Regions from separate parts of the Mus musculus genome. Here region 2 is linked to region 1. The links are chromatin loops, found by intact Hi-C in ENCODE. Cell type or tissue: gastrocnemius. All regions are shown on one strand. Each heading gives the region's core, and the rest is flanking DNA. Links, peaks and the distances in the headings are about the cores only.

What was found. A loop is a pair of places that touch in the nucleus more often than their neighbours do. Peaks named below come from ENCODE experiments on the same cell type or tissue, not always from the same donor. Only the 100,000 strongest peaks of a DNase experiment are listed, where the experiment ranks them.
Region 2: a loop joins it to region 1, with 5 times the contacts of the local background. A loop is called at or near these places in 14 of 42 quality-filtered maps.

The regions. Positions count from the first base shown.
Region 1 is chr2:30,171,420-30,187,188 of GRCm38, forward strand. It overlaps Spout1 (SPOUT domain containing methyltransferase 1), which reads right to left and starts at 7,040. Exons shown (of 12, transcript NM_172660.4): 1 at 6,971-7,040; 2 at 6,501-6,546; 3 at 6,174-6,302; 4 at 5,904-6,063; 5 at 5,320-5,409; 6 at 5,196-5,245; 7 at 4,943-5,073; 8 at 4,500-4,572; 9 at 4,295-4,393; 10 at 3,768-3,870; 11 at 3,503-3,650; 12 at 2,028-2,766. The coding sequence starts at 7,006. The coding sequence ends at 2,674. Endog (endonuclease G) reads left to right here and starts at 105. Exons shown (of 3, transcript NM_007931.1): 1 at 105-647; 2 at 1,423-1,532; 3 at 2,272-2,650. The coding sequence starts at 156. The coding sequence ends at 2,554. It overlaps Kyat1 (kynurenine aminotransferase 1), which reads right to left. Exons shown (of 13, transcript NM_001356474.1): 7 at 15,768-15,769; 8 at 15,414-15,490; 9 at 15,227-15,316; 10 at 14,938-15,124; 11 at 14,773-14,852; 12 at 14,248-14,334; 13 at 13,705-14,150. The coding sequence ends at 14,085. In gastrocnemius, for the core only: CTCF peaks have their summits at 4,663 (motif pointing right) and 7,510 (motif pointing right); DNase peaks (open chromatin) are centred at 5,331, 6,644 and 7,061; H3K4me3 peaks cover 1,524 bases; H3K27ac peaks cover 683 bases.
Region 2 is chr2:30,229,563-30,245,331 of GRCm38, forward strand. It overlaps Lrrc8a (leucine rich repeat containing 8A VRAC subunit A), which reads left to right and starts at 8,207. Exons shown (of 4, transcript NM_177725.4): 1 at 8,207-8,243; 2 at 11,007-11,115. It overlaps 1700084E18Rik (RIKEN cDNA 1700084E18 gene), which reads right to left and starts at 8,069. Exons shown (of 1, transcript NR_028299.1): 1 at 7,635-8,069. In gastrocnemius, for the core only: CTCF peaks have their summits at 8,152 and 8,353; DNase peaks (open chromatin) are centred at 8,094, 8,423 and 13,096; H3K4me3 peaks cover 6,189 bases; H3K27ac peaks cover 6,399 bases.

The DNA.
Region 1 (15,769 bases), core at 3,597-11,596:
GGAGCCCGACGTGGAACGACCAATGGCAAGCGAGTAGGGCGGCACCAGGACCCAGCTACGTCTTAAAAGGGCAGCTGAAGGGCGTCGGGGGCCACGCCAGCACAGGCTCCTTCACTCTGTGCTAACATCAGTAGCGTCCTTGTCCTCCGGTAGGCATGCGCGCGCTGCGGGCCGGCCTGACCCTAGCGCTGGGCGCGGGGCTGGGCGCCGCGGCAGAGCATTGGCGGCGGCGGGAGGGCAAAGCGCCGGGGCTGCTGGGCCGAGTGCCATTGTTGCCGGTGGTCGCGGCCGATCTTCCCGCGCTGCCGGGGGGACCGGCGGGCGGCACCGGGGAACTGGCCAAGTACGGGCTGCCCGGCGTGGCGCAGCTCCGGAGCCGCGAGTCCTACGTGCTTAGCTACGACCCGCGCACGCGCGGTGCGCTCTGGGTGTTGGAGCAGCTGAGGCCAGAGCGGCTCCGTGGCGACGGGGACCGTAGCGCCTGCGACTTCCGCGAGGATGACTCTGTGCACGCGTACCACCGCGCCACCAATGCGGACTACCGCGGCAGTGGCTTTGACCGCGGCCATTTGGCCGCCGCCGCCAACCACCGCTGGAGTCAGCGGGCCATGGACGACACCTTCTACCTGAGCAACGTAGCGCCTCAGGTAGTCTCGGACCCTGGTCGCCCGCCCGACTGCAGCGTCTAGATCTTACTTTACACGTGCACCGTGGCGGGAGGGAGGAATCTTACAGTGGCACTGCAGAATCCGGGGTTTATCCTTCTTCAGCCTCCCGTGGGAAGCAGTGCACCAAGTAGTGACGGGCTGCAGCAATGCCTGTCAGCAAGCCACCCAGTGTGCTTCCTCAGGGAACCCGGGAGCTTGACTCCTCAGTCTACCCTGCTGGCCTAGGGCCAGTCAGGCCTCCAGGGCACACTGTTAGCACTGCACCTGCTCCCAGCAGGGTCTTGATTGTGAAGTAGGTTCCTGGGACATCCACCCAGTGGATGGAGATGGACAGGAGACCATATCCCACCCCACACCTTTTGTTGCTCGATTTTCCAGGCTGCCCAGGAACTCAAGAGATCTGCCTGCCTCTGCCTCCTGAGTGCTGGGATTAAAGGTGCACACCAGCACTGTCCAGTCCCCGTGCCTTTAGAGCTTGACCTAAGGTTTGGGAGTTCCAAGAGACCTTGGGGGTCTCTGAATGACTAATGTCCCCTCCTTCCTCCTTCCCTTGAGATGGGGAAAGCTTAGAGCATTGGAGTGCCAGGAATGGAGTGTGGCTAGCACTGGCTCAAAAACTGTAGTCACAGAGCCGTAAGGAGGGAGCCCTTCTTTGAGCCCTTGTCCTTCAAATGTTTGGGCATTGACATTAAGAGCTGGGGCATGCCTAATGGAAGGTCCGAGGTGTGCTCCTGAGCCTCGCTTCTCCCACCAGGTGCCACACCTCAACCAGAATGCCTGGAACAACCTTGAGAGGTACAGCCGCAGCTTGACGCGAACTTACCAAAATGTCTATGTCTGCACGGGGCCGCTTTTCCTGCCCAGGTAAGCCTGTAGCTGACGGGGCCTCCGACTCCTGTTCTCCAACCTTGGGCTTTCTGTGTCACTGTAGCCAGAGACCTTTGGGTGGCCTAGAACTCTGCTGTGCCCTCAGGTGCCTGGCCCCACACCTGCCTTTGCTCCCCACGTCTGACCTGCCTTACCACCTGTAACCCGTGGCTGCACGGGAGGCTGTCACCCTTGCCTCTGACGTGCTAAGGATTCCTGGCAGACAAATGAGCTGAGCTCCTCGGGAGGGCACAGAAAGCAGCAGCAGCAGCAGCAGCAGCAGCAGCAGCACGGGCTGCAGCACGGGCTGCAGGAGGCAGCGGCTGCTGCGGAAACCAGAAGCTACAGGCATCCACTACAGGCCATCTGGCGTGGCGCGGTGTGACGCCACCCGAGCACCAGGCTGGGGCTGGGGTTCCCCAGCATGGCCTCCCACTCGTGCTTGTTAGGTGTACTGCCTACGGGACAGGTTACAGTCACGTGAGCATAGGTGAGCATCAGGGTCTAGAGAGCTCATTCCTCTAGCTGCGTTTATTGCCTCCCATTCTGTCTGAAGCAGTATTGGGCAGAAAAGCAGAGGTTAAGCATTGGTCCCCACCTTACATAGTTCCCAGACCCAAGGAGGCACCAGGCCCAGCACAAACTTCTTGCTTGTTGGAAGTTAGGAAGGCTTCCTGGAAGAGGTGACCTTGTATGTAACCAGGCCTCTTGGCCATGCGCCCGGGTCTATCCACAGGACCGAGGCTGATGGGAAGTCCTATGTGAAGTACCAGGTTATTGGGAAGAACCACGTGGCAGTGCCCACACACTTCTTCAAGGTGCTGATCCTGGAGGCAGCCGGTGGGCAGATCGAGCTACGTTCCTACGTGATGCCCAATGCCCCCGTGGATGAGACCATCCCTCTGGAGCGGTTCCTGGTGCCCATCGAGAGCATCGAGCGGGCCTCGGGATTGCTCTTCGTGCCCAATATTCTGGCTCGAGCTGGAAACCTCAAGGCTATCACTGCTGGCAGCAAGTGATGGTGGAGGACTCACTGGAGCCCCTGGGGAGATGGGCTGACTCACATTAAAGGCAGTTATTTTTGGAGAGAAGACTTGACCATCTCTACTCCCATGATCCTCCTGTCCTGCTGCTTCCTCTACATCCTGGGTCCAGAAAGCGGGGAGGCGGGCCTCGATCCCACCTGGGTGAGACCAGGCTGCAGAGCAGCCAGCGAGATGAGTATGGCCTCCTGGAAGAAAAGAAGTTGGTTGGGACCAGGAAGCCAGGCAGCCTTCCCAGCTGCTTGTTTTCAGGCCCCATGTGAGACCTACCTCAGGGTCAGGAGGGATACTGGTGGAACAGTAATTAGTGATATGGGCAAGACTTCAGAGACAGGGAGACTGGGGCTGCCCGTCTGCATAGTCACTGCCCCTGAGGCTGACAGCAACAGAGCCTCCCCCATAATATCCACAGGCACTGAATCCCATGCTAGTCTCCAGGATGGGTGCATAGATCCTGTGGATGCTCAGAGCTTGTGGCACACTTTCCCCCAACACCCAGAGGGACCTAGGATACAACCAAGGAAGCGGAAGCAAGAAGCCCTGCAGAGGGACAGACAGACAGATCACCTGGGTCCCTCAACCTAAGAACACAGGGCTACCACAGGGCACAGGGCCAGGACTGCAACTCTTAATTGCTCTTGTGTTCAGTCCCTGCTACTAGTTGGCTGTGGTAAAGATCCCAGCTTCAGAAAAGCTCTTTAGGCTGGGGCTGGAGAGATGGGTTAGGAGTACTGGCTGCTCTCCGGGAAGTCTTGAGTTCAATTCTCAGAATCCACATAACAGTTCATAACTATTGACACCTGTAGTCTCATGGGATCCGATGCCCTCTCCTCATGTGCACAAGCACACGCAGACAAAACATTCATAAGTAAATTTTAGAAAAGGCACGCAAGGTGGGCTGCAAGAACTCGGGCTGCGGCTCACCTCGGTGCGGATGGTACGGCTGCCCTGGCTAAGGCATGTGTTGACATAGAAGTCGAAGAGGACACTGGGGTCAGCCACTTCAAGGTTCGGGTCAGCATCCACTGCAGCTTCTAGCCCTTGGAGGCCTCCAAACACCACAAGGGCATGCCTGGGACCCAGAGAGGGGGACACTGACTTCAAGGCTCCACTGGATGCAGGCTCCAGAGCTTTAAGTCCCTAACCCTCTGTAGAGCAGGGCCCAGTTCCTATTCTAGACAGCACACACCTGAAGCTGGGCAGCTGGGCAGAGGCCACGTCGGAGCCACGTTCTGATGTCCCAATGGTCAGGTCGTACCCATCCTGGAAGGGAGCCTCAGCAAACACAGCGCCTGGGAGTGGGGCAGGCTCAGGTAAAGAAGACACCTACTGCTCTTGGGAAGTTGACCTTGGCTGTGGTAGGCAGAAGGAGCTCCCAAGCCCCAGACAACATTCAGCAGCCATGATACTTGTCTTGAGACTGCAAGGTCTCGCTCTGACATATCTAAGCTGGTCTCAGACAGACAGTGAGATTCCTGTGCTGGCCTCCCTAGTGCTGAGACTGCAACAGGATGGGGGCCAAGCACATCCTGTTCTCAGATTTCTTAGCATTCACAGAGATGTTCAGGGAGACTAGGGTACCAGAGATGTGACCAGAGGCTAGAGGAGGCACCTCCTAAACATACACACAGTTGGGTAGGACAGAGACCCTGATCTGACTTGTGGGTCTCACAAGTGGGACAGATGGACATTCAGGGAAGGGAATTCAGCTCTTACTGAGGCAAGAGGCCAGCCGGACAGTGTAGCCCCAGTAGAGACCAGCTTTGGTGCGGGGGTCCTGTGATGACACAACTGTTCCTTTGTATGTCTTGCATTCTGGGAAACAAAACAGGCTATGAAGACCAAGGAAACTGGTAGGTAGAGGCGGCTTGGAAGAGGCTCTGAGCCAGGCAGCTCTAAGGGCCCAGGAAGCTCCCCCTACCTGGGAGCTGCTGCTGGTTCAGTCGCACGGTCACCCGAAGTCCAGGGTCCAGTTTCTTGTCAATCTTCACCTCCTGAAGAGAAGCTAGAGGGAGTGAGTGAGTGCCACACCGTGAAGGGGACACGTTGTCAGATAACCCAGGTCAGCCTGCCCCGTCCAGGGTCCATGGAGGCCACAAGAGGGCACCAGATTCCCTGAAACCACCTGATGTTAACCGCCATGTGGGTGCTGGGCACTGAATGTGGGTCCTCTGCAAGAGTAGCCAGTGCTCTTTAAACTGAGTCACCTCTCCATCCTCGAGGGGCTCATAGCTTGAGCCCTACTTTGGGATAACTAGTGTTTCTCAGCAGGCCTGGAGTTCAGGTCTCCTCATTCATGTGTCCTTACCTTTTATAGCTAGCAAGTGTCCCCAAGTGTACCACAGCCCACCTTCCCAATCCTACCTTCTTCATTCCACAGTTGACCAAAGAGCCATGGCCTGCCTTGGTGGGCCGGTCCACCACGACGCCTTCTCGAAACTCAGACTCTTCGTCCTGACGCATGTGGTGAGGGCTGTCCAAGGGGTTGAGGATTCCTGGGCAGGGAACAGGAGGTGATGATAGGACCAGGCTCTACCCCTAGCCTGTGTTCCCACCTGGATCCATCTTGGTGCCTAAGGCTGAGTCATGGGAAATGGGGCAGGCACACTAGCTGTACCTGCAAACTGCAGATCTTGGTGCTTGGGGAAGAACGCCTTTCTCAGGTACCTAGGGAGGAATGCATCTGTCAGGTCCATCCTGGGGAGGCTGCCTCCCAGCCACTGCCCTCACCTCACACTTACTGTGGACACTCCAGGTACTGTAGGATGCGGGCCAGCTGGACACATGCCTGCCCTTTCTTGCCAACTCCCCTGAATTCTCCTTCCACACTCCTGGAAAGATTAAGACAGACCTCAAGATCCAAGTGCTGGGCTTATTATACTTTTTTTTTTATTTTCTTTCTTTTTCATTTGTTTTTGGGGACAGGGTTTCTTGGCATAGCCCTGGCAGTCCCAGACCTTGCTCTGTAGACCAGACTGGCACTGAACTCTCAGAGATCCACCTGCCTCTGCCTCCTGAGTGCTGGGATGAAAGGCGTGTGCCACCACTGCTCAGCTCAAGTGGCCTTCTGGTCTCCAGAACCACACTGGTGTTTGTACACAAGCACCATAAAGAAATGCTAAACACAACCCAAACCATCCAAGTGCTGAGCCTCAGCACAGACCATGGGCAAAACCCTGAGTCCACTCTCTAGCACCAAGGGTGAGAAAAAGTGAGTCTGCAGCTGCCTTTGAGAGCTCCTTCCAGGCAGCCAGGCAGGTGACAAGGAGCAGGACAAAGCCATGGCCACCCCTGCTGGTCCTCCCCACTCCCCAGAGACTCTCACTTGGTATCTTGGCCCTCCTCATCGAACACCACAATCTCATCCACACAGAAGATGGTGCAGGCTCTGGCGATCTGGCCAGCCAGGTAGGTGCGGAGCTCAGGTGACTGGGCATTGTCCAGGATGGAGCCTGGCAGGGCCACACTCAGAGTGTAAGGCCGTCCTAGCAGGGACAGGGGATGTTCCTGTCAGCCTGACAGGCTGTGGACCTTCCCTCCCTTGCATGTCCCCATGGCTCAGAGATTCAACTTACCTCACGACCCAGCTGCTTACCTTGGTTGCTCCTCTGGGCCGCCGCCTCTTCCTCCTCTTCCTGGCGTTTAGCCTCTTCCTCTTGGGCACGCTGCCGCTCCAGTTTCTTCATTATCTTGAGGTCCTTCCACTTCTTTTTCTCCTCTTTTTCTGGAGAATTATTGGAGGGAAAGGACTTGACATGGGGAGGAGAGTTCCTTCTCGCTGGGCTAGCCTAGGCTCTGGAGAGGCTGCCACCACTCACTTGGATACACTGAGACCCAAAGAGGGCTCGTCGGGCCATTAGCTGGTTTGTGGAAAGGGAGGGCTCAGTGCGCTTGCCCAACCCGGCCTCAGCTTTTTACTTACTCTGCTGTTTCCATTTTCGCCATTCAACCCTTTGGCCATGTTCACCCTGCAAGTAAGGAGGAAGATTGAGAGGCTGACCGGTCACACATAGGAGGGGCGCATCCCATCGGGCCTCCCGCCATCTGACTCTCTCAAACCAGGGTAGAAGTACACAGGGACTCGCCGTGCACAAAGCCTGGGATCAGATCCGGGAAGCTGAGGAATGAATCCCCATTGGGCAAAAGAAGAAACCGAGACAAGGGGAAGACAGGTATGGCCATAAAGTCGCCCTAGGAATCAGAAAATAAGCCAGGAGAGGACTCAAGACACCGTCGCCCCGCGAATGAATGTAGATCGGACCAGCTAACTCTGCAAGCTCAGGCTACGGGAGAGGGGCGAGGGGAGAGGAGAGAGCAGAAGACCCGGGCCGACACCACTGTGACACGCTGCAGATTCCAGGCCTAGCCCGGAACCCATCGGTCCGCACATACCGGACCACACGGACGCTTCCTCGGGCGCTCCGCCATGTTTCCAGGCCCACCGCGCGCCTGCCAGTTAGCCTCGCCTCTTCCGGCCACACCTCCGCGGAGCTGCCCAATCAGAGGCCCAGCGGAGAGTGGGGCGTGTCCTGGGTGCCAGGCTGAGGCGGAGCTCAGAAACGCCACGTGCGAGTGCGGAGGCTGCTGCGTTGGTACCCTGTCTCCAGGGCAACGAGTTCGCAGCACTACGCTGTCCGAACCCAGTAAGGCTCATGTGCCGCCCTTTCCATTGTTAGGTACCCTGGTGATATTTAGCTTCCATGTTTTATGTAAGGGCACCCTATTGGAAATTACAAAAGACTACCTTTATCCAGTTCATTTGCACTTTCTTTTTATTTATCCATTCAGTTTCCTGGGACTCCAGCTAAGGCCCGACGCGTGCTAAATTTAGTGCTCCACCAGTGAGCTATATTCCCAGCCTCGTCCAGACTTTATTCTTTTGGTTTTTTAAAAAGATTTATTTATTATTATACATAAGTACACTGTAGCTGTCTTCAGACGTGCCAGAAGAGGGCATCAGATCTCATTACGGATGGTTGTGAGCCACCATGTGGTTGCTGGGATTTGAACTCAGGACCTTTGGAAGAGCAATTGGTGCTCTTACCCGCTGAGCCATCTTGCCAGCCCCAGACTTTATTCTTTATCAGTTTAATTCATTTGTTTGCATGTAGTACTTTAAATTTTTTAAAAAAGAAATTGATACAGGGTCTTACTATGTAGCTTGGACTGACCTCAAACTCAATCTTCCATCAACCACCTGAGTGCTGTGATTGATTGATTGATTGATTTTTGGCAGCCCTGGATCAAATCCAAGGTCTCCAGCATGCAAATCACTGATCAACATTCTGTGTCTACTTTAAAATCATTTTAAGTAAAGAATGAGAAGATAGGACTGAAAGAAGTCCCTGCAGAAGACTTTTAGCTGCTGCTATAATAGCAGCCATTGTATCTGGCATGAATTCCAGAGGGATTGTACCTAGGGTTTGAAGAAGCCTTTTGTAAAGTTATTGATTGTTGTCTGAGGTTTTATGGGGTTGCTCTTCCAAGGATTCTCAGAGCCTTTGCATAACTTAGTCCTGAGACATACCTGACAAACCAGGATGTCTCCTGGGACTTGCTTAGGTATGCCTGGGAATGTAGGTTATGCCTGAGTATTGCTTAGGTAGGGTTCCTTCAGAGAAGCCTAGATAAGGTAGCAGGTTTTGGTATACAGAAATTGACTTGCTACAAGTACCTTTTGTGTAACAGTAAGGAGGGTCTGCAAAATGGTAAATATGTGAAGTTCAATGCCTGAGAGGATGAGCCCCTGCTGCTGAGAAGCCTAACAGGTCCTGCAGTGTCTCCTTTTCTTTGCTCTCCTGTATAACCCAGAACACCAACAGGTTCCTCCCCAAAAAACTTTTCTGCCTGATAGTTTTATATTAACTTTTTGTTGTTGTTTTTGAAACAGGCCTTAATATATAGCCCTGGCTGTCCTGGAACTTACTATGTAAACCAGGATGCCCTCAAACTCAGAGATCCTCCTGCGTGTGCCGAGCAAGTGCTGGGATTAAAGACTTGTGCCACCACGCCCACCCGGCTTGTATTAACATTTTACAATGATCCGATACTTTGTTACAGTTGAGGAACAATCCTGACACATTATTACCGCCAACTACAGTTTACATCACTCTTTTAGTCATACTTTCTTTTTGTCTGTTTTGCTTGCTTTGGTTTGTTTTTTTGAGATAATGTCCATCCTCCTGCCTTATCCTCCCAGGAGCTGAAATTACAGGTGTGGGGCACCCTGCTGTGTGAATTTTGACTTTATTTATATGAGTGTTTTGTCTGTATGTATGTGTGTGCACCAGAGTCTTGCCTGGTGCCTGAGGAGGCAAATGGATCCCCTGGGACTGAAATTATAGTAGATTGTAAAACACCATGTATGTGCTGGGAACTGAACCCAGGTCTCTGGAAGAAAAACCAGTCATCTTAACCACAGAACAATCTCCTCAGCATCCCAAGTTACTTCTTTGAGGTGCGATGTGGGGAGGCATGGACTGTGAAGCCCACACAGGCCTTCGTAGTGGGGCAATGTAAGAAAGACACCACTCCACGCTAGTACCAGCTACTCTCTGGCCCCAGCAGTCTGGCTGCCTCTATGGCTAGCCCCATGCAGCGTCCATCCATCTCAAAGGTTGTTTGTTTGTTTGTTTGTTTTTTTTTTAAGAATTAGTTATTTATTTTATGTATATGAGTATACTGTAGCTGTCTTCAAACACACCAGAACAGGGCATTGGATCCTATTATAGATGATTGTGAGCCCCATGTGGTTGCTGGGAATTGAACTCAGGACCTCTGGAAGAGCAGTCGGTGCCCTTAACCAGTGAGTCAGACTTTTTTTTTTTTTTTTTTTTTTTTTTTGGTTTTTGAGACAGGGTTTCTCCGAGCAGCCCTGGCTGTCCTGGAACTCACTTTGTAGACCAGGCTGGCCTCGAACTCAGAAATCTGCCTGCCTCTGCCTCCCGAGTGCTGGAATTAAAGGCGTGCGCCACCACACCCAGCTCAGTCAGACTTATATTAGTAAATTTTCAGCTCACAAAATGCCCACATAGTGAACTCAAAACTCCAATGATATAAACACAAGCTACACCCCAACATGGGGCAAATGCACCCTACTTAATATTTAATCGTCTAAGAAATCCCCAGTACTTATGGCTCCCAGGACTGTGTGGTTCTGGCTCCTCTTCCTCTCCTATAGGCTCCATCTTATCTCCTCCTCTCCTTCCCTCCTTCTCTCCCTCTGCACTCTCTGTACTCTCTAAAGTTCTCAGCCCACCTTCCTTTTCCACTGCCCAATCACAGGCTCTCACCTTATCTTGTGCCTGCCCTCACCTGCATATAAACAGCAATCCACAGACCTTAGCTCAGAATCCATCTGCCTCAGCCTCCTGAGTGCTGGGCTTACAAATTTGTACCATAGACCGGGTGTGCCAGTGCATGCCTTTAATCTCAGCAATCCAGAGACGGGAGGATCTCTGTGAGTTCAAGGATAACTTAATATATATATATAGTGAGTTCCAGGACAGCCAGAGCTGCATAGAGAAACCCTGTCTCAAAACAAAACAAAAAAGCTGGGCATGGTGGTGCACGCCTTTAATCCCAGCACTCGGGAGGCAGAGGCAGGCAGAAGAGTTTGAGGCCAGCCTGGTCTACAAAGTGAGTTCCAGCCAGGGCTACACAGAGAAACCCTGTCTCGAAAAACCACACACACACACACACACACACACACACACACACACACACACACACACAAACCCAAACAAAACAAAAAAAACAAAGTGTGCACCACGCAGCAAGCTTTGCAATTGCATTTATGCTGTGGTTAAAGGCATATACCACCACTGCTGGGCTGGGGCTTATGGTTGCTGTCTAGGCTGGATGCCACCAAGTCCCCAGGTCTCCTAGCTGGGGTTAGAGTGGGACACCAAGCTTGTAGCATCAGTGCTGGATGCTAAACTCTGGCCTTCCTGATTGTGCAGTCATCGCTTCAACTTAGGGATGAAGTATGTATCAAAGTTGGCCTTAAACTCCCAATCCTCCTGATTCTACTCTACCTGAGGAGTAAAATAATGACTATATGCCATCCAAGGTACTTTGAATTAAGAATTCTATGGTTGGGCTGGAGAGATGGCTCAGCAGTTAAGAGCACTGACTGCTCTTCCAGAGGTCCTGAGTTCAAATCCCAGCAACCACATGGTGGCTCACAACCATCTAGAATGAGATCTGGCCGGGCAGTGGTGGTGCACGCCTTTAATCCCAGCACTTGGGAGGCAGAGGCAGGTGGATTTCTGAGTTTGAGGCCAGTCTGGTCTACAAAGTGGGTTCCAGGACAGCCAGGGCTACACAGAGAAACCCTGTCTCAAAAAACTAAAAAACTAAAAAAAAAAAAAAAAAAAAAAAGAATTCTATGGTTTTGCCCATCGTGGTTGGCAAGCTAAGACATGAATGTTAAGACAAGTCAAGTCTCCTCTTACAGTTGAATACCCCAACCAATGTGAACGGGAGAGGTATACCACAAAGACAGGTTCCTAAGGAAATCTCCAGCCCTAAATCCTGATCAGTGAAATAACTTGGCACAGATGCTTGTGGATTTTATGCTTAAAAGCCCTGTAGGATCTTAACTCAATGTCACGGTTCAGCTCTGAAGTCTGAACTGTGGCCTTGCCCATGGTCCTGGGGTGAATGCTCAATAAGCTGTCTCTGTCTGACTGAGATCAGTGCTCCTGTGGTTTGTGAGGTGATTCTCAGTCCCCAACAATACCAAGTATGTTCCATTGACAATTCATGGCTGAGATGCAGCCCAGAGTTAGAATGCATGTCTAACATTGAGATCCTGGTTTGATACCCAGCGTCATGTGTATGCAATGCCCACAGAGCCCAGGAGACAGTCTAGGGTCCTTTGAAACTGGAGTTACAGGTGGCTGTGATTTGACCACATCTTTTAGAACAGCAAGTGCTGTTAGCCACTGAGCTGTCTCTTCAATCCCATCAAGCTCCTCCCCTCTTCTATTTTACAGAACAGTTGTCTGTCACTTGATTCCAGAACAGAAAATGAAAGAAAATTAGATCTTTAAACTAAGTTTGTGTTTTGTTGGGATAAACTCTTGTGTAAAGAATGTCTTTGTATTATTCAAATGCTGATTTCTGTAGGGGGGAGTGTGGATGTGGGGAGAGGGTGTCCCCCACCCCCCACGGCACTCCCACAGAGACGTGGGCACAGAATGGCCTTTGGTATTGTTACTTTTATGAAGCATCACCCCTTTCTGTGTTCTGTAAACATCTCCATCACTTTCTGATTGGTTTAATAAAGAACTGAACAGCTTATAGCAAAGTGGGAAAGGATAAGGCAAAACTTCTGGGCAGAGATAGGAACTCTGGGAAAGAGTCGGACGCTGGAGATTCAACAGTCGGACGCTGAGGAAGAAGCTTGTGCTGGTACTGAAGGGAGGTGACTAACGGGCCAAGGGGCAGAACTTAGATCAGAATAAACCGGTTAATTACGTTATAGAGCTAGTTGGGAAATAGCCTAAGCTAAGGCCTGGCTATAATAAATAATAATGTCTCTGTGTTACTCAGGAGCTTTGGTCACTGACAGTCTTTTGACAGGTTTATTACATATGTGTATTGGATTTAGTCACTGCCCATGGCTGGGTGGAGCTCAGTGGTACAGCATTCACCATGCCTGTGTAAAGCCATGAGTTCACTCCTCAGCACTGCCAACAAAACAAAACACAAAATCCAGCCAGAATTGAGAGCTCAGGCTTCTCATCCTTACACTTAGGAGGGAGGCAGGAGGATTGCCACGAGCTTGAAGCCAACCTGGGCTACAGTGAGTGAGTGACACTGGCTTTCCCTGGAAACCTTTGAGAAGAAAAACATCATTGGCCTTGGGATTCAGCAAGTTCAGCCCCACCCCATCCCAGACAGGAGTGAGGGAGGGGCGGGCTCAAGGCTCTGCAGGACACACGGGCTCAAGGCTCTGCAGTACACATGGGTCCAAAGGAGGTTTTATGATTAACAGAAATGACTGATCCTAGAACCTAATGTTCTAGGGACTCCTTACCAGGGGAAAACATTTTTTTTTTAGTTCATATACCTGATGACCCCAACATTTCTGTAGGCTGGAGAACAGATATGAATGAAATGCCTGAGTTTGTTCTACATATGGACTTGGCTTCTAGCATGGCCTCTTGGAGGGATTTGGGGACTACAGTTGCTTTAGTGGAACCATGACTAGGGACCGAATCACATTTCTTTTCTTTTCTTTCTTTCTTTTTTTTTTTTTTTTTTTTTTTTGGGTTTTCGAGATAGGGTTTCTCTGTGTAGCCCTGACTGTCCTGGAACTCACTCTGTAGATTAGGCTGGCCTCGAACTCAGAAATCCGCCTGCCTCTGCCTCCCCGAGTGCTGGGATTATAGGCATGCGCCACCACTGCCCAGTTCGAGTCCCATTTCTAAGCCGGGCGTGGAGCATGCTGTACTCTCAGGACTCTGCAAACAGAGGCAGGAGGATCACAAGTTCAAGGGGTGGAAGTGGGGGTTCCTGGACTCTGCCATCCCCCACACTCCCTCTGAAAGGAAATAAAACTTGAGACCTGTGATTCATGTAATGTATGTCAAATAGCCCAAAGAGTTGTTTGTGAGCTTTGAAACCTGGGGCTGAGAACATAGCAGAACAGACCAGGACATGCCCGGGCAGGCCTATCGCCTCCCTATCTCCCACCCCTCTGACCTAAGTTAAATGTTAACAGGCTGCTGATGTTTAAATGGACCAATCATGTGAAACCGCGCCAATTCCTCCCCCAGCCCCACTCCTTTTCTATAAAAACCCCTAGCTTCCAAGCCTCGTGGTCGAATCCACTGTCTCCTGTGTGACCCGGAGCTCTGCCATTAAAATACCTCGTGTTGTTACATCAAGGTGTTGTGTTCTATTCGTGATTCTTGGGTGCACGCCGAATGGGGAGTTGAGTGGGGGTTTCCCCACTAAGTTCTTTCATTTGGAGGCCCCAGCGAGATCTGCGTGACACCCAGGAACCCCGAAGGACCCCTTGGAGGTGCGTTTGTTTGTGTGAGTCTTGTTATGCTGTCTGTTGTCTAAGCTATTCCAAGCCCTGTCCAGCCGTCCAAAGGAAGAGAGAAGCTGCCTTGAGGGTTCTAATAACTTAAAACTTTATTAGGAACAGTAGCAACACTGTGAGGTCACATGAGAAGAAGTGGAGAAGCCATGGAGCCTCAGCAGGGCTAAGGTGGGGCTGGGGCTCCAGGCCTGATCCTCCATCCTTTACTGTCCCAGGCAGAGGCCAGAAACAACCAAGGCTCTACAAGAACCTATAGAGGCGCAGACTGAGTTCCAGAACCAGCCCCCAACCCAATATAGCAGTCCAGACACTGGGTAAGATGGCTGAAACCCCCAAGAGATGGCCTCTTTCCTGGAAACATGCCCAGTCACACATCTGGGCCCTGCAGCGCCATCTCTGTGATAAGGCACAGCTGAGGTCTCGGGGTTGGAGGCGGGCCTGAGCGCCTCAGGCTTGGGGCTCTCCTTTCCAGCTGCACAGCCTCTTATCCATGGCCTGGAGTGTAGCCTTGTCCTGCAAGATACACACTGAGCCTTCTTTCCCCCCACCCAGTGGTTAGCCAGGCCCAGCAGCCTTCTCTCCCCCACCCCCGCCCCCAGCTTTCTCTAACCTTCACAAAACAGAATCGGATGTAGTGGTCAAAGTCCTTATGATGGGGCTGGCTATAGAAGGTGGAGACAGGGATGGCTGACAGCCCCTGGGGACAAACAAGGAAGATCACGTCTGTGTATAGCCTTGAGAGCTAAGCCATCAGCTCAGGGACAGAGGAAGGCTGGGTGTGTCCCCTCCATCTTCTGTGCTGGTCAGGAGAGACCACTGTGTGGCATCACCCTGGGCTCCTCCCAGGGTGCAGACAACAGACTCTGCAGCATGCCTGGGCAGAGCTGGGAAGAACTGTTTGAACCTCAGAGGTTTGAGCAGGGTTCACAGCAGATGGGCTAGGTCCTCAGTGTCTAGGAGGGAAGGCTGGGCTCAGAGAGGGGCAGGGCCTCCCGGAGCCAGCATAGCTTCCTTATTCAAGTGAACCAGCCTTGTAGCAGGAGTCGTGGAAAAGGTTGGGCTGGCGTCCCTCAACTGGACCAGGCATATGACCCGTGCAACTACATCTCCTGGCCCTGGCAGGAGCCCAGCCTACCTTGTTTTTGATCATCCACTTGGCAAAGCGTGTATCATAGGGCTCATCCATAGCACCAGGCAGGTCGGGCATGCTGCTCTCTGGGGCAACAAAAGAGGTTGTGCTGAGTCCTCACCAACTTTGGTACCTTCCCAAACCCTGAGTGACATGGCCAGACCCACTCACTGAAGTCTGAGATGTCTGCAATGAGGAAGTAGCTGCCCTGGGGGATCAAGGGCTTGAGGCCCACTGACTGCAGGCTCTGGATCATGTGGTCTCGGTTCAGGCCCATGGCCTGTGGCAGCTGCAAAAAGTAACTGCTGGGTTGTCCAAAGTGTTGCTGCTCCCGCTCAAAGCACTGGGCTACTGCAGCCTAAACAAGGCAGATGGACAGACGGACTGATGGGTCAGCTATGACCTGTCTGGGGGGCTTTCTGGCACCTTCCCAGACCATGGGGTTTCTTGCCCTTCTCACCTGGGCCTGGGTGGGGCAGTGAAAGATAGAGTTCTGGTGCACAGTCCGCAGGTGCTTCATGATGTTATCTGGACCCATGACCCAGCCCACCTAGACCAGGAGACAGTAGGGTCTCAGGACCAGAGGAGGCCTCTCTCCACTCTCCTGCCGCCGCCGCCGCCGCTGCCTGCTACGTGGGCACACTTACCTTCCAGCCAGTGGCACTGAAGCTTTTGCCTGCGCTGCCGATGGTCAGTGTCCGTTCCCACATGCCAGGGAGGCTGGCTACTCGAGGCCAAGAAGAAAGAGCAAATGCTGAAATGGGCAAAGTGGAGGGAAGGGACCCAGGGACAAGCATGGTCTCTTAACTGAGGATTTATCCGCTAGGCTCTTGACAGGACCCATCCATTTCCTGCTCCTGACAGGCTCGGGAAACAGATGCTACTGCACTCCTCAGAGCTCAGGGAGGGGAAGCCCCTGCCCACAGTCACACCAGTGCACAGTTCCACAGCCCTGGGGCCTGATCCCCAGGCCTAGGCTGCTCCCAGCTGGCCTGGCTCACCA
Region 2 (15,769 bases), core at 5,121-13,120, 60 kb after region 1:
CCACCAATTTGGCCAAGGTAAGAGAGGTTCTTCAGGGTTCAGTGGAGCCGCCCTCCGTTTTCTTAGAACAGCTGATGGAGGCTTATAGGAGATATACCCCGTTTGATCCCTCCTTAGAGGGACAGCAAGCAGCTATAGCTATGGCTTTCATTGGTCAGTCTGCCTCTGATATTAAGAAAAAGTTGCAGAGGTTGGAGGGACTTCAGGATCATACATTACAGGACCTGGTAAAGGAGGCTGAGAAAGTGTATCATAAGAGAGAGACTGAGGAAGAAAAGCAAGAAAGAGAAAAGAAAGAGGCAGAAGAGAGAGAGAATCGCGTGATCGCCGCCAGGAAAGAAACTTGACTAAGGTTTTGGCCGCAGTAGTAGGTGAAGGAAAGTCAGAGAAAGGACATTCAAGGTACCTGGGCAACAGGGCAAGAAGACCTCCAGGAGGACAGAGACTTCAACTTGAAAAAGATCAATGTGCTTACTGTAAAGAGAAGGGACATTGGGCCAGAGAATGCCCCAAAAAGAGACAGAGAGGACCTAAAGTGCTGGCCCTCGAAGAAGACTAGGGGAGTCAGGGCTCGGTCCCCCTCCCTGAGCCTAGGGTGATGCTCTCTGTGGAGGGGACTCCTGTTAATTTTTTAGTAGACATGGGAGCAGAACATTCTGTCTTGACCAAAACATTAGGACAATTAGGAAAAAAGAAAACAATGGTAATAGGAGCCACTGGTCACAAATTTTACCCTTGGACTACCAAGTGCACTCTAGAGGTTAGAAAAGGACAAGTAACTCACTCCTTCCTTGTTATTCCTGAGTGCCCAGCCCCCCTACTCGGAAGGGATCTACTAACTAAATTAAAAGCTCAACTTCAATTCACTGCCAAGGGACCCCAGGTAACCTGGGAGGGCGCCCCAGCAGCTTGCTTGGTTTTGCACCTAGAAGAGGAGTACCGCCTCCATGAGCAGAATCCCAAGCAGTTACCAGCATCCGAATGGATGTCTGCTTTCTCTGGAGTTTGGGCTGAACAGGCAGGAATAGGATTAGCCAAACAGGTGCCACCGGTTGTGGTGGAGCTAAAGGTCGATGCCTCCCCCGTCTCGGTCAAACAGTATCCTATGAGTAGGGAGGCTAAAGAAGGCATCTGGCCACATATCCAGAGACTGTTACAACAGGGGATTTTAGTGCCTTGCCAATCCCCTTGGAATACCTCTCTCCTGCCTGTGCGCAAGCCCGGGTCTAATGACTATCGACCTGTGCAAGATTTGAGAGAAGTTAATAAAAAGACATTCACCCTACTGTTCCCAATCCTTACAACCTATTAAGCTCCCTCCCGCCAGAGCGGACTTGGTACACTGTCCTAGACTTGAAAGATGCCTTTTTCTGCCTCCAATTGCACCCCAACAGCCAGCCACTATTCACCTTTGAGTGGAGAGACCCAGAGAGAGGGTATACGGGCCAGCTGACCTGGACACGGTTGCCACAAGGGTTCAAAAATTCCCCTACCCTTTTTGATGAAGCACTCCACCGCGACCTTGTGCCCTTCAGGGCACAGAACCCTCAGATTTCTCTCTTGCAGTATGTAGATGAGTTACTGCTTGCAGCCTCAACCCAGGAACTGTGCCTCGACGGGACCAAGAAACTCCTGAATGAACTGGGTAAGTTGGGGTACCGGGTATCCACTAAGAAAGCTCAGCTATGCCGCACCGAGGTGACCTACCTAGGATACACCCTCCGAGAAGGAAAGCGGTGGCTCACCAAAGCTCGAAAGAAGACTGTGTTGCAGATCCCAACCCCCACCACTCCACGACAAGTATGTGAGTTTCTGGGGACGGCGGGCTATTGCAGACTCTGGATACCAGAGTGGCCCCTCTGTATCCACTCACTAAAGAAAAAGTCCCGTTCACCTGGACAGAGGAACACCAAAAAGCCTTTGACGGCATAAAGGCTGCTCTGCTTGCAGCCCCTGCTTTGGCCTTGCCAGATTTGACTAAGCCTTTCACCCTATATGTTGATGAGTGGACTAGAGTAGCCCGCAGAGTCCTGACTCAGACTCTGGGGCCCTGGAAGCAGCCGGTGACCTACCTGTCCAAAAAGCCAGACCCGGTCGCCAGTGGTTGGCCCTCTTCCTGAAAGCCATTGCTGCAGTAGCCCTACTTATCAAAGATGCTGACAAGCTTACTCTGGGTCAACATGTGACTGTAATTGCTCCCCATGCTTTGGAAAGTATTGTGCGGCAGCCCCCGGACCGCTGGATGACAAATGCCTGGATGACACACTACCAGAGCTTGTTATTTTTTTTTTAAAAAAGATTTACTTATTTATTATTATATGTAAGTACACCGTAGCTGTCTTCAGATGCACCAGAAGAGGGCGTCAGATCTCATTATGGGTGGTTGTGAGCCACCATGTGGTTGCTGGGAATTGAACTCAGGACCTTCGGAAGAGCAGTCAGTGCTCTTACCCGCTGAGCCACCTCTCCAGCCCCCCGAGCTTGTTATTAAATGACCGGATAACTTTTGCTCTGCCTGCTATCCTCAACCCTGCCACCCTGCTCCCCGAAGCAGATGACTCCACCCCAGTGCACCGATGCGCTGACATCCTGGCTGAAGAGACCGGAACCAGAAAGGACCTGACTGATCAACCTTAGCCAGGTGTACCTAACTGGTACACAGATGGTAGCAGCTTCGTGGTAGAAGGAAAAAGAAGAGCAGGAGCCGCGGTGGTGGATGGAAAGCAGGTAATTTGGGCCAGCAGTTTACCAGAAGGAACTTCGGCGCAGAAAGCAGAACTCCAGGCGTTGACCCAAGCACTAGAACTGGCAGAAGGTAAGGCCATCAATATCTACACTGATAGCCGATATGCCTTTGCCACAGCCCACATACATGGGGCCATCTACAGGCAGAGGGGGCTGCTCACATCAGCAGGGAAGGAAATTAAAAATAAGGAGGAAATCTTGGCTCTCCTAGAGGCTATATATCTGCCCAAAAGGGTCGCTATTGTCCACTGTCCTGGGCACCAAAAGAGCAGTGACCCGGTAGCAAAAGGGAACCAGATGGCTGACTGGGAGGCAAAACAGGCAGCCCAGGGGGCAGTCACTCTGGCCGTTGAAGCCATTGATGAACCCCACGGCACCCCGGAAGTTAGTTTTGAATATACCCCCAAAGACTATGACATAATTGAAGACATGGGAGATCGAGGACTGGCTCGGGGGTTCAGCCAACATGGTGTAGCAAAAACTAAAGAAGGAAAAATCATAATGCCCTACAAAGAAGGGAGGGCATATGTAGAACGCATCCATCGGTTGACTCATCTGGGAGCAAAGAAGTTATGTGACTTGATTCAATCTTCCAACTATTATGTGATCAAGCTGCACTCCATCGCTGAGCAAGTTGCAAAAACTTGTAAGGCTTGTGCTCTGACCAATGCGGCACGCCCCTTCAATGCACCAGGGAAAAGACTGAGAGGTGACCGACCAGGGGCTTACTGGGAAATAGATTTTGCTGAAATTAAGCCAGGGAAGTATGGTAACAAACATCTTCTAGTTTTTATAGACACCTTTTCAGGATGGGTAGAGGCTTTCCCTACTAAATCAGAAACAGCTCAGGTGGTAACTAAGAAAATTCTTGAAGAGATCCTGCCTCGATTTGGGATTCCCAAGGTAATCGGCTCAGACAACGGCCCGCTTTTGTTGCCCAGGTAAGTCAGGAATTGGCCACGCAACTGGGGACTAATTAGAAATTACATTGTGCTTACAGGCCCCAGAGCTCAGGACAGGTAGAAAGAATGAATAGGACCTTAAAAGAGACCCTTAATAAATTAGCCATTGAGACCGGCGGTCGGGACTGGGTGACTCTCCTTCCCTTTGCGCTTCTCAGGGTCCGAAACACTCCCAGATGTTTCGGCCTCACCCCCTATGAGATTCTGTATGGGGGACCGCCCCCCTTAACTGAGTCAGGTGGGATATTGGATCCCAACACTGACTTTTCCTCACCCTCTGCTCTGTTTACTCACTTAAAGGCCTTAGAAGTTGTCAGAACACAGATCTGGAACCAGATCAAAGAAGCCTACACACTGGGGACCACAGCAGTGCCCCATCGGTTCCAGATCGGAGACTCGGTCTTGGTCAGACGACATCGCGTTGGCACGCTTGAGCCCCGGTGGAAAGAACCTTATCTGGTGCTGTTGACTACCCCCATGGCAGTGAAGGTAGACGGGATTGCTGCCTGGATCCACGCCTCCCATGTAAAGAAAGCACCAAACCAAGATGAGGGTGACTGGACGGTGGCAGCCACTGATAATCCTCTTAAGCTGCGCCTTCGCCATAGCCCCAACTTTGGGTAGTAATCCTCATGCTTCCATGACCCTGACATGGGAAGTCATCTCTCAAGCCAGAGATACTGTATGGAGTACTTCAAAGGTAGCCCCCCCCCCTTATACATGGTGGCCCCCTCTGTTCCCTGAAATCTGTGCCTTGATGGCTAGATTAGACGCTTGGGATATCCCTGAAGAGTCACATGAAACAGTGCCCCAGGGCGAGGTAATCTACCAAAAGCGGTCATATAACCAGGGGGTAAGTTCCCAGGGGCAGTACATTGCAGATATACCAGGCTGTAATAGTGAGTCTAAACAAAGGAGGCGCCGTCAGGAGCCCTTTTATGTCTGTCCCAGAGATAGAAAAAGTAAAAAAGGGGCTCGCCGGTGCAGGGGAGCAGAGGGCTTCTTCTGTAGTCAGTGGGGATGTGAAACCACTGGTACCACTTATTGGCACCCTTCCTCTATCTGGGATCTTATTGTAGTGTCCAGATGAAATAAGGGCCATGATTCTTTAAACATCACTTTTACTCAGAAAGGAAAAGAGGCAAAGGAAGATTGGATAAAGGGGAGGCAGTGGGGCCTAAGATTTTATGTGACAGGGACGGACCCTGGATTCACTTTTAAGGTTCGGCTGAAGATAGAAAGTCCTCCAGCCCAGTCAGTGGGGCCTAACCCCGTCTTAGTTAAAAGGCCTCAGAGACCCCCCTCCAAGACCTACCCTCCCTGGGCCTACTTTAGGTGGCCCTACTGATGCTTACACTCCTTCCCTTGATCTAGCCCCAACCACTCCCTGGCCCCCAGACACCGAGAATCGCCTGTTTAGCCTGGTACAGGGGGCATTCCTGGTCCTCAATCGTACTAATCCCAACATTACTCAGTCTTGCTGGCTGTGCTATGCCTCTAGTCCCCTCTATTATGCAGGAATCGCCCAAGTCAGGACCTATAATAAGACTGCAGACCATTCTCAATGCCCTTGGGGGGAAAACAGAAAATTGACTCTGGCAGCTGTCTTAGGGAGCGGACTTTGCTTGGATCAAGTGCCACATGGTAGATGGCACCTCTGTAATCAGACCCAACATATCCAGTTTTCCGACAGTGGTCAGTACCTAGTGCCCCCCTTAGACACAGTGTGGGCTTGCAACACTGGTCTCACTCCCTGTGTATCTACTTCTGTTTTTAATACTTCTAAAGATTACTGTATTCTAGTTCAGCTTGTCCCTAGGCTCCTGTACCATGATGACAGCTCTTTTGTTGATGAATTCGACCATCGAGTCTGCCATAAGCGAGAGCCCATTACCATGACTTTGGCGGTCCTCCTGGGTCTGGGGGTGGCGGCTGGGGTTGGCACAGGTACAACCGCCTTAATTCAGACCCCTCGATACTTTGATGACTTGCGAACTGCCATGGACACTGATCTGAGGGCCACAGAGCAGTCCATAACTAAACTAGAAGAATCCTTGACCTCCCTGTCAGAGGTAGTACTGCAAAATAGGAGAGGGTTAGACCTCCTTTTCCTCAAAGAAGGAGGACTTTGTGCAGCCCTAAAAGAAGAGTGTTGCTTCTATGTAGACCATTCTAGAGTAATTAAAGATTCTATGTCAAAACTCAGGGATCGATTAGACAAGCGCAGAAGGGCAAGAGAAGATAGACAGAGCTGGTTTGAAAATTGGTTTAATAAGTCTCCTTGGTTTACCACCCTTGTTTCTACCCTTGCCGGTCCCCTAACCATTCTTTTGCTTTTGCTCACTTTTGGACCTTGCATTCTTAATAAGTTAGTGGCTTTTGTAAAAGACAGGGTTAATGCTGTACAGGTAATGGTGCTCCGACACACCAGTACCAGACTTTGCCAGAAAAGGAAGTGGGGTCGCTCTAAGATTAGAGCTACTCACAAGAAGTGGGGAAATGAAGAGTGGAAAAATACTGACTGCCCTGAGAACATGGGCCCCAGCCCCCTGCCAGAGGGCCTAATTACCCGGAACTTTTGAGAAAAACAACCGCAGACTGTTTCAATGTCCCAGGTGGTATTATTTGCAGATCCCCTGTGACTGGAGCTGTGGGCCACCATGTGGGTGCTGGGGAATCGAACCTTGGACCTTTGGAAGAGAAGCCAATGTTCTTTTTTAGTTTTTTGAGACAGGGTTTCTCTGTGCAGCCCTGGCTGTCCTGGAACTCACTCTGTAGACCAGGCTGGCCTCGAACTCAGAAATCCGCCTGCCTCTGCCTCCCAAGTGCTGGGATAAAAGGCATGGCCACCACGCCAGGCAGGATATCTTTTCTTGATGATCCATCCTGTTTCTCTTGTCCAGTGGTATCTGAATTTCTCTGTTGTATGTTTTTCTTCTCCTGGGAAGATAAAAACAAAACCCTGCCCCAACCCTAACTCTGGATTCTTTTGTGGACTAGCAGGGTATATCTTTCCCAGGGCAAAATGCTTTTTGGCAACAGAAAAAAAAAGCATTATCTTTGAAGTTGAAATTATTATTATTTTTAAAGTTTGAAACTAAATATACCTTAGTATGTGGATAAATATACTTATATCCCCCTTTCTCTTTATATAAATTTAAGGTTAAGGGGCTGGGCTGGAGAGATGGCTCAGCAGCTAAGAGCACTGACTGCTCTTCCAGAGGTCCTGTCACTGTAAAAGGGGGCGGAGATCATTCAGTGAGGGAAGGGTCATCTGTACAGCCTGTGTATATTAGTCAGCTGGTGCACACACCACTGATACCCAACTCCACAAAAACTCATTGCTGTGCTCCCTGCCTTTCTTCTTTCACGTAAGCTACTGGAACTCGTCCCATACTGGAGTACATGAAACACTTTGTTTTAATAGCTGAACAATTTCCCAACCTAAGGATTACTACAGTTAGCCTGGGAATTATGAGGACCCGGGAAGATTAACACACACACACAGCTAGCGTCTGGAGGCTTGGTTCTGAAGATGTGGTTTTATCCTCAGCTCAGCTCAAAATTCGCTGCTAACGTTAGGCTGGAGGTTTCCCGATAGAGAATTCCCCTCACACCCTCTGCCAATCCTCTATCTCCAGCCAGAAGCCGGGGAACCGGACAAAGAGATCCCCACCAGAAGCCCTTGCTTACAAAAGTCGGAGCAAAATACTGGATAAAGCAGATACTTAGTTTCAAAGTGACCACTGGACTCAGGACACACCTACCAGATTCCTAAACTCCAATACCTTCTCAAGCACGGCACTACCTCTCTCCCCTCTTCTACAAAAAGTTCCTAACCCAGTCCAGTCCAACGACTTCAAAGATCTCCTAGTGTGAGACAGTGAACTCGCCGGGGCGCGACTAATCGCCCAAGAAACCTTTAAATTTAGTTCAACTGTGTTTATTGCAGCGGCGGCGGAGAAGCCATTCAGTTAACTCGGAATTATGCGGCTTTTCAGGGACAACCGTCGCAAGCCGGACGTGTCGAGGCGCGCGTCAGCATCAGCAGGGCAGTTACATTTGCGGGCACCTGAAGAGTTTGGGCAGCGAGTCAGCTAACGAGCAGCACTAAAGGTATGAGGACGCTGGCCCAATGGCGATCGGAACCCGAACAAAGGAGGTGAGCGGATACTTGCGTCAGCTTGGGTCACTTGGCCGCTCTGGCCAGAGTAACGCATCCCTTAAGTTGCAGGGATCCCTGTCCCTTTAAGGGGGCTTAGTTCTGTCCCGTTACTTCCGCCCCGAAGTGGCTTGGCGCAGGCACGTGGACGGGAGTAGGGTGAAGCCGCCTCAAGCTTTCCCCTTAACAGACATGGCGACGGCCGGGATGCCGCGGGTGCGTCCGGCCGTGACGTCACTTCCGGGGCGGGGGAGGCAGAGTGGTGCAGTGAGGGACAAACAAAAGGAGGCGCTGGAGGAGCGCGGCGGCGGGCGGCCGGACTGGGAGGTGGAGGGCCCGGGCTGCCTGCGGGCGGCTGCGAGCGGAGAGCCCAGGTGAGCGGGTCGGGTGGGGGATGAGACGCGCGCTGTCACCGCACGGGACGCTCTCCTCGGACGCGCGCTCCGCCCCTTCAAGTTCTGCGGGGCTCTCGCTGCCCAGGGGCGCCGGCCACCCTGGCCCCGCGCTGGGCTTCGCTCCGCCCTGCCTCCCGCGGGCGCCGGCTCCGGTCTCCACCCTCCAGGCCGTGCGGCGGCGCGCGAGCCCCCTCCCGGGCACCCTGTTCTCCGCGCGCCTCTCACCCGAGTTTCCGCCGCGGTCCTCAGGCCGCACTTGCCGCGCTGGTCCCCGCAGATCCGCGCCCCTTGGCGCACGCGCCCCCTTCCCAGAGGTTCCACCCGGGGTTCTCTTGACAGCTCCCCCACCAGCTCTTACAGTTCTTGGCCGTGGGCTTCCCGGCGCCGGCTTCTCTTTAGACCACTCCCTCTTCCTGATCTCCCGGACTGTCCCCTGCTATGGGGAAGGGAGCACAGGCTTTTGGGACCTCAGACTGGGGCTCCCTGAACGACCGACTCCTGATATGAGAGTCTGTTTCGTTCTGTCCCTGTTTTGTGCATCTCTTGGGCAGGAGTGACAAGTACAGGAGGTTGTTGGTGAGCTGGAGGTCAGCAAAGGCGACCCCAAGCTGAAGGAACAGCAGAGTTCGGGATGACAGTGGCAGGGGGTGGGGGCTTGTTTTTTGAGATAGGGTCTCAACTATGTAGCCTTGACTGTCCTCAAACTCTCTCTGTAAACCAGGCTGGCTGGCCTCGAGCTCACGGAGATTCACCTGTCTGGTTCCTGAGTGCTGGGTAGAGACGTGGGCCTCTAACCTCTGTTTGAGACCAGGGTTCTTGAACCTGCCATGCACTGGACTGGAGTGAGTCAAGATGGGCTGGTTCTGCTTGATACAGTTGTTGTCTTGTTTTGAAAGAACACATTGAGTGAGCATTAGCTTTTTCTTGATGGGAACTGGGCTGACATAGTGGTAGTTCTAGGACAGCCACTCTTGTACAACCTCCTCTAACGCTGCCCTAGCTAGGACAGGGACAGCTTTAAGGATGAGGTGTGGAGGGGAGAGAGTCTTTGTGAGGATGGGGACACTTGTCTGCTGAATTTTGGAGACAGAAATGAGTAGCCAGAGGCTACAAAGTCTTTTCCTGCCTTGCAAGTGTGTCAGTGGTCTCTTTAACTCTGCCATCTGTGTTATGTCCTCTGAAGTAGAGAAAATGGCCAGTGCAGGAAGAATAAGTTGACCATTGAGGGTAGGAGAGGGGGTATATTCAGAGGCTCAGGGGTGGTGCCAGTGGGCTAGGCCGTTCATCCTGCTGTTTCCTTGATGAAGGTCGGGCTCTCCTCCAGCTGTCATGGGCAGGCAAGGGCAGGTGAGCAGTGTTGGAGGACAGCTTCCTGGAGATTTTCTGGGGTCTGAAGCTCCACATTGTTTGGGGGATGGTGTACAAAGCAGGGACCAGAGAAGCAATTGACAATACCTCCCACACCCAGGAGTCAGCCTCACATTCCTGTTCTCCATACCTAAGGCACATTTGCTAGGATGGAGTTTCCTTGCAAATCTGAATGGCCTTTGTGGAGGGCATGGGCTTCTGAGGGTCAGCCTAATGGGGCAGAACCCCCGCTTGCTGCCTGGAACCAGCCTGTTCCTAGGTCACTGTCCTGAGACTGTAGATTTTCCAGGTTTTTACAGAGACATTGAAGGGCAGGCTGACCAGTGAAGACCTCTTGATAACTCAGAAGGAATAAATGCAGACATTAAATAAATATAGACTACAGTGGTCCTGAAGCAGCCCAGAGGAGAGAGGAGGGAGTCTTGGTCATTGAGCAGGCTATCCAGAGTACATGTCCTTCAAGAAGGGACTAGAAGAGTCAGTGAGTCCAGAGTCCTACTTCAGCCCTGGCTGTGAAGTAGACAAGTAACTGTTCAGTATCAACAGTGTTCCAGTCCTGTCTGAGACAGAGGGTGGGGCAGAGGTGGACTGGATGGCCTCTGGTGCTTTGCTGCATGGTCACGTATAGCCTGCCTGTCTTGTCTTCCTGTGGCTTGGGGGACTGAGTTTGGCCTCCATCCTTTACCAGAGCCGACATCTCCACAAGTGTGACAGCTGCTTCCCAGCCCCTCCTAGACACTCCACCTCCCAGGTCCTGCTGTCTGCTGCTTCCTTCCTGGTTAACTACTGCTATATTGCTCTAACTCCCTCATAGCTGGGCCACACTCCCATCTCCGGCTATTGTTGCTGTCTTCCAAGTCTGGAGCGGTGCCCACACTTCTCTCTCACACAGCCACCTTATCTTTGGTAAGCAGTGCAGAGCATGGTGCCTGTCAGTAGTTGAGCACTTGCTCACTGTGGAGAGTCTGTCCTTATGTTTCAGAGAAAGTCCTTGTCTGGTCTGGTTCAGCCCTTGTCATTCCTCTCTGGCCATCTCCCATATCCGGGACTAGCTGTGACCAAAGAGTAGCTTGCAGCATATTGCCCACCTCTTCTCCCCTGCCTGTGCTATGCCTCCTGCCTGGATCCTTCTACTCCTCACACCCAGGGGTCACCAGATACCTTTTCTTCTAAGAAACTGTACTAACCCCTTTGGTCCCTAAGCCTGAGTCCCTAGCAGAGCCTTGCCTCCAGATTGAAAAAGCTGCCTTGAGGACTCTTTGGAGAACCAGGATCTGTGGGACAGGCTCCCTAAAAAAAAACTCTGTAAAACAATATATGTATCTTTAAGAGCCACAAACGTGCCTATTGATTGTAGCTCTCCCTTTCTCATAGGGCAGCAGCAGCGTCCATGGAGCAAAAGGAATGTCAGGGCCCTGTGCATCCAGACAGGGACCAGCCTCAGCACCAACAGCCAACACAAAGATAGCAGAGTCATCTCAGGGTAAGCTCTCTCCAGACTGTCTGTACTGCCTCTCCCAGGCAGATAGCATGATCACACCTCCATTTTCATAGTCCTTTGATGTGCATAGGATCCAGGGCATTGGAGTGGTGCCCGCTCCCTCTGCTTTGGTGTTTTGGGTTCTATTTTAGTAGTGACGGTTGAGCCCAGAGCCTCACAGGTGTTAGATAGACAAGCATTCTACCTTCAAGTTACTTCCCAAAACTCAGTGTGTATCTGAGGTTGGCCTTGAACTCCTGATCTTCCTGCTTCAGTCTCCCAGTCCTGGGATTATAGGCACACACCACCATTCTGGGGCAATGCTGGGGCCTCTTGCATTCCTTCAGGAAAAGCTGAGGCAGAGATGGAGGTTGGGGGACTGAGGCAAGAACAGAGGACCAGACCCAGACAGTTAGAGGAGCTGAGTTCTATCTACAGCCTCAGCTTCCTTCATGGTGGGTTGAGCATGTTGCTTCAGCTTGTATGTGGGTCAGCACTGGACAGAGACCACTGCTCAAGCTTTGGCAAACGATCCTGCGATCCTTTCACAGTATGTTGTGCAGACTGCACTGCAGGGTCAGCAGGCCAGCGCTAGGCAAAGACACGCTCTGCCTAATGCCTTCTCCATCCACACCAGTTCTCAAAAAGGTTCTGAAGAGAGGGATATGCGACTCTTACCATCACCCGTTCCTCCCTGCAGATCTCATTGGTGCGCATAGCTAGAAATGCTGCTGCCTGTGACACATTTCCCAAGAGGTGTCCCTTGGTCACTGAAGTTAGGGAACTGTGGTTGTTCCAGGACTTGTCAGAGCCTTGGAAGCGTGTTCCTGAGCACGACGAGTGGGAGCAGCCTTCACACTGGCGTGGTCCCACGCAGCTCTCTTGGAGATAGGAGCCTTTATACTCTGTATAGTTTGCCTTTTCTCTGCTTTTTGAGGCAAGGTCTCTTGTACCTGGGGTGGCGGCTACTACTTTCAAAATCTATGTAGTGGCTGCCTACTCCTGAGCTAGCCTCAAACAACAACTACTACTGCTATTACTACTATGACTTCTTTTTCCTTTTCTTCCTCTACCGTCTTCTCTAGTATTTTTTAAAATTGCTTATTTATTTTTATTTTATGTACACTGGTGGTTTGAGTGCACGCATGTCTGTGTGAGGGTGTCAGATCCCCTAGAACAGGAGTTACAGACAGGCAGTTGTGAGCTGCTGTGTGGGTGCTGGGTATTGAACCCCAGGTCCTCTGGAAGTGCAGACAGTGTTCCTAACCACTGAGCCATCTCTCCAGCCCCTCTTCTCTAGTTTTATTTCATTATGTGTATGAGTGATAAACTGTTTTGCCTGCATGGTGTCTGTACACCATGGGGGTACCTGGTATCCTTGAAGCTCAGAAGATAGCTTTAGATTCCCTTGAACTGGAGTTAGAGACAATTATGAGCTGTTGGAAATTGAACCAGGGTCTTCTCCAAGAGCAATAAATGTTTCTAACTCCTGAGCCATCTCTTCAGCCCTGGTTTCAAACTTGTGATCCTTTTACCTCAGCCTCTAGAGGGCTAGAAGTACAGATGTGCCCCTCCATATTGTTTAGAGTTTGACATCAGAGAAACGGTAAAGTCCTGACCCCATCTTCTCTTGGACACCTATTTCATGAAAGTCAGGTCACTTTGGGGCTACCTGCTTTTGTTTGTTTTTGGTTTTTGTGTGTGTGTTTTGGTTTTTTGAGACAGAGTTTTTCTGTGTAGCCCTGGCTGTCCTGGAGCTCACTCAGTAGACCAGGCTGTCCTGGAACTCAGAAATCCACCTGCCTCTGCCTCCCAAGTGCTGGGATTAAAGGCGTGCGCCACCACTGCCTGGCTGGGCTATGTGCTTTTTAGCGCTTTTGTTTCTTGGAAGGGCAGCCTGTGTCTGGCTCAGACAGGCTGCGGAGGCTGGCAGACAGAACAGAAGGCACATTCCTCCTGCAGCACCCCTGGGGCCCTACTGGGCCTTTCTGACTGTGTGGGGCATTGACATCAGAGAGGGAGGTGGAAAACGCCTGGTGTGTGGTGCTGTCATACTCTTTTGTTTATGGGAACAAGGTCAGCAGTGACTGCCCTGCCCTGTGGGAGCTTCCTGTTGGTTGTTGAGGAACTCTGTCCCTGGGGAGAGTTGGCTTGAACTGAAGCTTGCCTTTCTGGGCAGTGGAGAACAGGAAACCAGAGGAAGTGCCTATGTGAGATGGGAATTCCTTCTCTGCTTGTAAACAGTAGAGTCCATCATGCTGGGGTGAGGTGTGACCTCTGCTGTCTGCCTGAGCTAGGGCCCAGGTGCAGCTCAGGGAGAAGTGTAACATTTGAGTGGAATTGGATTGCTGTATATGCCTGAGTTTGTCACGTGACTGTTTGTCCTTACAGTACCTCTAGGTCAGTTTTGTATTGGTCGCAGAGAGTTTCAGACAGAAATCCCACAGGTTGGTTGGAAGACAAGGAAAAGGGCTTCCCAGTTGTTTGAGTCTACAGAGCCACTGATAGGCACAATTAAATATCAGTAGGTTTTTACAGATTTATTTATTTAGTTTATGTATATGAGTACGCTGTAGCTGTCTTCAGTCACAGCAGATTCATGGAACTGAGACTCTGGAAGGCTGTGACCCCACTGCAGATGTCCTGAGATCTCCTGGTAAGTTTTTTTTCTGTCTCTTGAGAGCTTGAAATCTCAAAATTAAATTGCTTGCTGCATTACAGCCTCACACTCCCTCTAGAGTAAAAGTGGCTGTAAAATTCCATGGTTTCACATGTGACCCCCATCTCCGAGGCGCATCTGCCAAACCTGTGCCCTCTCTGACACTCAGATGACAAATGTGTGCCCAGTTAGGTGGCATGGCAGAACCCTGGCCGGGGGCACCGTGCATTCCCCAGCTGGGTCCTTAGGTTCTGATTTGGGGAGTGGATAGGCAGCTTGCCTTTAGCTGGGTCCCCTTGCCTGCTTGTCCAGGCCAGCACCTGTTCCCCTGGTCCCACAGCAAATGGTTCTGCAGCCTGTCCAGGGTGCTTACACCTACATTTCTTAACCAATCTCAGAAGACACAGCAGATGTTCATAGCAGGTCATGACCAGTCTTCAAGGCTACTTTGTTCCCAGGGGTGCAGACCCAAAATTGGGCTCCAGTTTCCTTAACACCTGGAGTGCTAGAGGCCCCTGAGTATGACCTGCTTACAAAGGCCTCATTTCTGTCCATGCCTCGTCAAGAGGAGGCTCTTCCTAAGAAGCACCTCGAAAGGCAGTGGAGGTGGCGAGGCTGTGGAGGCAGCGAGGCTGTGGAGGCAGCGAGGCTGTGGAGGCAGCGAGGCTGAGGAGGCAGCGAGGCTGAGGAGGCAGCGAGGCTGTGGAGGCAGCGAGGCTGAGGAGGCAGCGAGGCCTGTGGAGGCAGCGAGGCTGAATAGGCAGCGAGGCTGAGGAGGCGGCGAGGCTGTGGAGGTGGCAAGGCTGAGGAGGCAGACCTGTCGTCTTAGGACTGCTTGGCACAGTAGCAAGTCGGATCTAGGTCTGTCGTGCCACCCGATCCTATAACATCAAATCCGTTCACCTCTCCGGACCTCAAGCTCTTCATATTGTAAGGGACTTTCAGCCCTCCTGTTCTGAGAGCAGCAGTGTGCCTGGAGTCCAGGCTGCTTTAGCTGGACAGGAGGAGCTCATGAGTTTACAGAGGCAGCCTGGGCAACATCTCAAACAACCCCTAATAAAAACTATAGTAAACATTTTTACTGCATAGAAATGATCCAAAAGCTTTTTGGGGACCACTTCATTTGGGGGACCCCCTGCAACCCTCCAAAAGAAACAAATATTACAGCTGTTTTACAGATGAGATGGAATTCTTTTCCCAAGTCACTCACTGGTGAGGTTGGGAGCCACCAAATGGTTTGCCATGATGTTGGAAGCTGAGGGGCAAGCAGAACTGGGCACATAGCAAGGGCAGTGGCTGGGTCTAAGCTATAACGGCTAAGCTGTATACTGGATTCCAGTGGCCAGTGGGGGTAGTCCAGGAGGTCGCCCTTGCCTGTTACCTTTTACCAGAACACAGCCGCACCCCTATGTGTTTGCAGAGGACAGACCTGTTTGGGAAGCCCTGCCCTAGTGCCAAAGCAGTTCAGGTACTTTAACCCTTCTGCTCCAGCCTGCCGGCTTCCCTGGGCTATGTCCCAGGAGGTGAGGGTAAGTCCCAAGCCCACAGTCTCTTACGCATTCCAGCTGGGCTTAGGAGTCTGGCCAGGATAGGGGGCTGGGTCCCAAATGAGGGTGAGACCTCCCACCTCCTGGCCTAGTACACGAGGAAGCATAAACCCTGGGACAGAGTCATAGGCTTGAGCCACTCAGTCTCACTGGGCCTCTAGTGACCAACCCTTCCCCTTCCCCAGGAACATTTTAGCCTCTCTCTACCTGCAGGGAAGTTTCCCCTTAGGTTCTGTTTGTGCTTCAACAAAGGGCTCTCTGTGCTCTGTATGCTCTGCGGCTGAGAGGGCCTGTAGCCCAGGTGCAGGAGCTGCCCGAGTCTCTGGACATGCATGTTTTGGTGGTCTCTCTCCAGATGGAAGGGGCAGCATGTAATCTCTCTCTCTCCCCGTGAGAGTGTGTGTGTGTGTGTGTGTGTGTGTGTGTGTGTGTGTGTGTGTGTATAGGAAGT